Regions from separate parts of the Homo sapiens genome. Here region 1 is linked to region 2. The links are chromatin loops, found by intact Hi-C in ENCODE. Cell type or tissue: endothelial cell of umbilical vein. All regions are shown on one strand. Links, peaks and the distances in the headings refer to the core of each region. The heading gives the core; the rest is flanking DNA.

Evidence for each region. A loop is a pair of places that touch in the nucleus more often than their neighbours do. Peaks named below come from ENCODE experiments on the same cell type or tissue, not always from the same donor. Only the 100,000 strongest peaks of a DNase experiment are listed, where the experiment ranks them.
Region 1: it touches region 2 in a loop (7-fold over the local background); 4 of 110 quality-filtered maps call a loop at or near these places.

The regions. Positions count from the first base shown.
Region 1 is chr7:21,495,885-21,498,815 of GRCh38, forward strand. The region is part of intron 5 of SP4 (Sp4 transcription factor); the gene reads left to right. Among named protein-coding and RNA genes, the nearest start is that of MIR1183, 26 kb to the left of the region's middle. In endothelial cell of umbilical vein, for the core only: a CTCF peak has its summit at 1,398; no DNase peak of the experiment used is centred there.
Region 2 is chr7:21,299,364-21,302,294 of GRCh38, forward strand. No RefSeq gene overlaps it. Among named protein-coding and RNA genes, the nearest start is that of SP4, 130 kb to the right of the region's middle. In endothelial cell of umbilical vein, for the core only: a CTCF peak has its summit at 1,505; no DNase peak of the experiment used is centred there.

The sequences.
Region 1 (2,931 bases), core at 286-2,785, 200 kb after region 2:
AATATCCATACATTGGAGTACTACTCCCCAACATAAAGGAATGAATTATTAATAAACAGCCACATGGATGAAACTCAGATGCATTATGCTAAGTGAAAGATTTCAGAATCAAAAGACTGCATAATATATGATATCATTTATGTGATATTCTGGAAAAATCAAAACTATAAGGACAGAGAACAGATTTGTGTTTTCTAGGGCATAAGCAAGGAGGAGGGAGAGTTCAACTACAAAGAGACACTACAAAGGAATTTTTGGAAGTGATAGCAACTCTTCTGTGTGTTTATTTTGGTGGCGATTATGTGACTGAATGCATTTGTCAAAACTCATAGAACTCTATACCAAAAAAATGAATTTTACTGTATATAAATTAAAACATAAATGTTAAAAAAGTGGAGACAAACTCATTTTGAGAGACTACAGTGTAAAAAGGGAGAGAGATTTACTATTTTATATTTTAAGAATTCAGAACAGTTTTCTGTTAAGCCTCATGTGCATGCCTCAGTATCAGGCAAACACTTCTGTTAACTCTGCCAAGGATAATAGGATTTAGAGCCAAAGGGACTCCTGAAAATTATTTTGTGCAACCCCATCATTTCATAAATAAGTAAACTGAAGGCTCAAGAGGCTAATTGTCTTCCAAGGCTCTAAATGTAGTTACTCTTGCTGCTTTCTAGATTTTCTCTTTGTCTTTGTCTTTCAGCAGTTTGATTATAATGTGACTCGATGTGACTCTCTGCATTTAACCTACTCGGAGTTCATTGAGCTTCTTGGATATGCAGATTATTATTTATTTATTTTTTTTTCAAATTGGGGAAGTTTTTACCTATTTTTCAAATATTCTTTCTTTAAACACCTTGGAACTAATGAGTCTCTCAGCCTGTGCTGAAAGGTTCTGTGTGCATGTTGCAGCTTGCCTTCAGCACTCAGCCAGTCATTTGACATCTCTGCCTTAGCCTTCACTTTCTGCTTACCTAGAGCCTCAGGATTAGGCACAGATTAGTTAGGGCCTTCTCATGCTATTCTGAGCAGGCTCACAGCACTAAACGTGTGTGACCTTCTAAACATGTATGACCTTCTAGATTCCTGTGTATATGTCACAGGTTTTTAAAGCTCTTCTGAATCTCTTAGCTCTCAGCTAGCTTTTCCTTTAAAGCCTTTTGGTTAGTCTATTGTTTGTCCCAATTATTATCCCCTGTCTTGGGCATCCATGAAGTTAAAATACTTGCTTCTAATTGTTTTAGACAAACACATGCCCTGCCTTACATCTGGGAGAAGGCATTTCTCATGGGGCTACTTCACAGAGTCAGATTAAATATGACAGTTTTATAAGTGGAGTCTTCAGGGAATGATTATTTGGGAATTAGGCTTTGAAAGAGCCTCAGCTGTGTTCCACCCCCTCTAGTGGCTGCCAGATGGTGCCAAGAATTCAGGCTGTTATTTTTCAAGGCTGCCACAGAGGTGGGGAGTGGAAAATGAGACTAGTAAGTTAAAATACTACAAAGCTTGCTGTTCTTACAGAAATTCAGCCATTTTTCTTGAATAAACACTTCCATGGATTGCTGCAAGCCTTGATTAATTGCCAGAATCTGAAATGGTTGCTTTTGACAGTTTTTTTCCCATAGGTTTTTGTTGCTTTTATGGAAGAGCAAAGTTTTGGAGGTTCTTCACCATGGTCAGTGACATCATTTCTTGGTTTTGCTCTTGCCCCCTCTTTCTTTCTGAAGCATCATAAGGATTAGAATGATCCTTGTGTTGATGAGTTCTCTTTGTGACATGTTGAATGATGCTGTCTGTGGCACATCCAGGAAATGTCTAATTCACAGCTGAGTTTCGGAATCTGGATCTTGATGTAGTCATCTATTTATAGATGATAGTTAAAACAAAGTGGATTAAATAGCCTAAATAAAGCATTTATAATGAAATAACCAAAGAGCTTCTATATTTGAGTTGATAATTGCTACAGGAAAAAATGAAAAATCACTCATTATGCAGATTGGTGTCCCTATAAATTCATGGTCTCAAATCTCAACCAGTTTCTCAGAACTGCCTATCAATCTTAGTCGTCTTTGTCAGTTTTCTCATTAACTTAATTATTATCTAAACCTCCTTAAGTCTTCTTATATCCCTTGTCACTCCCCTTCAACCTCGCCTTACTCTCAGTTTTCTACTTAAAGAAAATTAAAGCATGACTTCTCTCAAATTATCATCTTTCCCCCCTTATTACAACCAGCCCTCCTTATATGTGGATTCCTCATCCTCAGATTCAGCCAACTAGAGATTGAAAATTTTTGAAAAAATAAAAACTGTAAAAAATAATACAAATTAAAAATAATATAACAACTATTTATATTAGTCATAAAAGTAATCTAGAGATGATTTAAAGTATATGGGAGGATGTGTGTAGGTTATATGCAAATACTGTATGCACCATTTTATATAAGAGACTTGAGCATCAAATGATTTGGGGATCTACGGGGTCCTGGGACCAATCCTAGTGTATACCAAGGGCAACTATCTACTTTTACCCCCAGGTAAATGATACTGGAAAATGTAGGGTACTCATGAAAAGACTTTAGATATTCTAGGCCGCGTAGGTAAGAAAGAGTGTAGGAGGGACTGATAGACTGGGAGTAAGGTAGGGGTGTTTCAGGAACTACATGGCTCTCAGTTTGAATAACTTGAGTCCTTACATTCAAAAATGATTACAGTTAACCCTTGAACAACACAGAGGTGAGGCAAGTCAACCCTCAAGCATTTGAAAATTTGCGTGTAACTTTTGACTCCCCTAAAACTTAACTACTAATAGCCTGCTGTTGACTAGAAGCCTTAATGATCATAGTCAATTAACACGTATTTTGCATGTTATATGTATAATAAACCAGATTCTTAAAGTAAACTAGAGAAAAGAAATCGTTAGGCCGGGTGCGG
Region 2 (2,931 bases), core at 213-2,712:
TTCCATTTACATAAAGCACAAAACAACCAAAGCTAAAGTGTGCTGTTAAAAATTCAGAAAGTGATTAGCCTTGGGGGCTTGGTGATTGGAAAGAGACAGTAGGGGGCTTTTTCGGGAACTGTAAATGTTCCCTTTGTTTATCTAGCATTGGTTTAACAGGTATGTTCTGTTTGCAGAACTTCATCAAATTACATATGTTTATGTGTATATATTTAATGTATAGCATGTGTGTATATATACATAGCTGTATATGTACATATATATACTTATACATCAATAGAAATGTTTTTCAGAAAGATTTAAAGGTGGAGGCATTATAAAGTTTAGTTGAAAAATAAGGAAACACATATATGCCAAGAGTGGCTCCTAAATCAGCATTTTTATCAATATTAAAGATATTCAACCCAAATAAATGTGGATTTAAGATTATGTGTTTTACCCCTGGAAAAATAGAATGCCTGCTCTAAGCCCTGAGGATTCCTGTTTCTGGGAGATAAGGTTTTCCTAAAGTTCAAGTTTGATATCAATCTTTGTATTGTTTTAAGTATAGAAAAAAAATTCACGAATTTGGACGCAGAAGCAAAATCTCTACCTCTGAATTTGGGGCACCAGATGGCCGAACACCATTTATTTATTTTTAGCCTCTTGTGAAAAAATTAGTGCCCAACAACTGAATGAACTACTTTTTTTTTAATTTTCCACAAAAATTTAAATTTATTTTTAAATCGCCGAATTAAAACAATGCAAATACAATTTTGGAATACAAAAAGATATAAAATCTTAAAACTATATAATTATTAAGATTTTTGACTATTTTACATTTTAAAAGACGTATGTTTTTACCTGGCATATTAACTATAATTACTAATTTGTGTCCTGCTTTTTAAACTTAATATATAATATAATTTGCTTATTTAATTATGCTTATGGTTTATTTTGTGCACCCCTCCTTCAACTAGAATATAAGTGTTACAAAGATAGGACAAAGGTTCATGCTTATTTTGTTCCGTGATATCTTTCAAGTGCTTACAACAATACCTGGTACATTTAGGTGCCCAGCAAATATTTTTTGTGGATTAAATGTTGAGCATATTATATATGTATGTATATAGTAAATGTTGAGCATATTATGCATAAAAGGATATATGTGTGTATATAAAAAGATATAAATGTATATATATATACACATACATATATATCTTTTTATATATCTTTTTCTATTGCTATAGTTTTCCAACTTTTCTTTCAAATAAATTTTATTCTTCACTCTTGAGAAGAGTAATCCTGGAAAAAAAATATTCCTACTCAATGTTCTACATTTAACATTTCACAAGACCATCTTATCTTTAATACTTTTTAAGTCAGAAACTGGTTGCAAATTCGAATGCTTCTAAGCTTAGCCAGTTAAATAAGTGATCATCTGGGGTGTGAAAGAGGGTTGCAATAAGGAGTGGTGGGATCTGCAGAAAACTTAGAGTGTACCTCCCACCATATCCAGAAGGGGCAGCAGCCATTCATCTCTAGACAATAATATCTATGCAAGAATTAGAGTGCAGTGCCCACCAGGTCATTTGATTTTTCATGAGAAGACAGAAATGTGAAATTTTACCTGTGTGCTTCTGATCTTCAGTATTGCCAACTAAATCTAATTTTTATAAAACTTTGTGCAAATTTACACACCCGGCCTAACAAAATAAATCCTAGGGTACAATGAGATACCATTTTACATCCATCAGGATGGCTATTATTAAAAAACAAAAAAAAAACCTCCAGAAAATAACAGGTATTAGTGAGGATGTAAAGGAACTGGAACCCTTGTGTTTAGCTGGTGGAAATGTAAAATGACACAGCCTGTGGAAAATTGGATAACAGTTCCTCAAAAAATTACACACAGAATTACCATATGATCCAGCAATTTCACTACTTGGTATACACCCAAGAGAGTTGAAAGTCTCTAAGAGATATTTGTACACCTGTGTTCATTGCAGCATATTTATTTATTTATTGAGACAGGGTCTCATTCTGTCACCCAGGCTGGAGTACAGTGGCACAAGCACAGCTCACTGCAGCCTCGACCTCTCCAGGCTTAAGCGATCCTCCCATCTCAGCCTCCTGAGTAGCTAGGACAACAGGCACACACCAGCATGCCTGGCTAATTTGCTGTTGTTGTTGTTGTTATAGTTGTTATAGCAAAGGGGTTTCGCTGTGTTGCCCAGGCTGGTTTCCAACTCCTAGGCTATAAAGTAATCTGCCTGCCTTGGCATCCCAAAGTGTTGTTTTATAGGCATGAGCCACCGCACCCAGTCAGCTTTATTCACAAGAGCTAAAACATGGAAGCAACCTAACTGTTCATCAACAGATGAATGGGTAAACAAAATGTGGTATATACATACAATGGAATATTATTTAGTCTGAAAAACGAATACAATTCTGACATATACTGCAATATAAATGAATCTTGAAGACATTATGCTACACAAAATAAGCCAATCACAAAAAGACAAATACTGTATGATCCCACTTATATGAGGTACCTACAGTAGTCAAATTCAGAGACAGAAAGTGGAATGGTACTTGCCAGGGGCTAGGGGTGAGAGAATGGAGAGTTACTCTTCAATGGGTACTGAGTTTCAGTTTGGAATAATGAAAAGTTCTGGAGTTGGATGGTGGTGAGGGTTGCACAACAACGTGAATGTACTTAACACCACTGAACTATACACTTAAAAATGGTTAAAATGTCAATTTTATGTTCTGTGTACTTTACAAAAAATAATCATCATCATCCAGTGAACCTACCTCCAGTGTGAAACTCCTCCTCCAGCTGTCTATGCAGATTATGTATCGGAAAACTGGCTTCCCATCACTTGTGCAGTTATTTGTGTACGTGATTGCAATGCTTTTGTCTTTTGTGTTTTGGTTCACTATATGGAG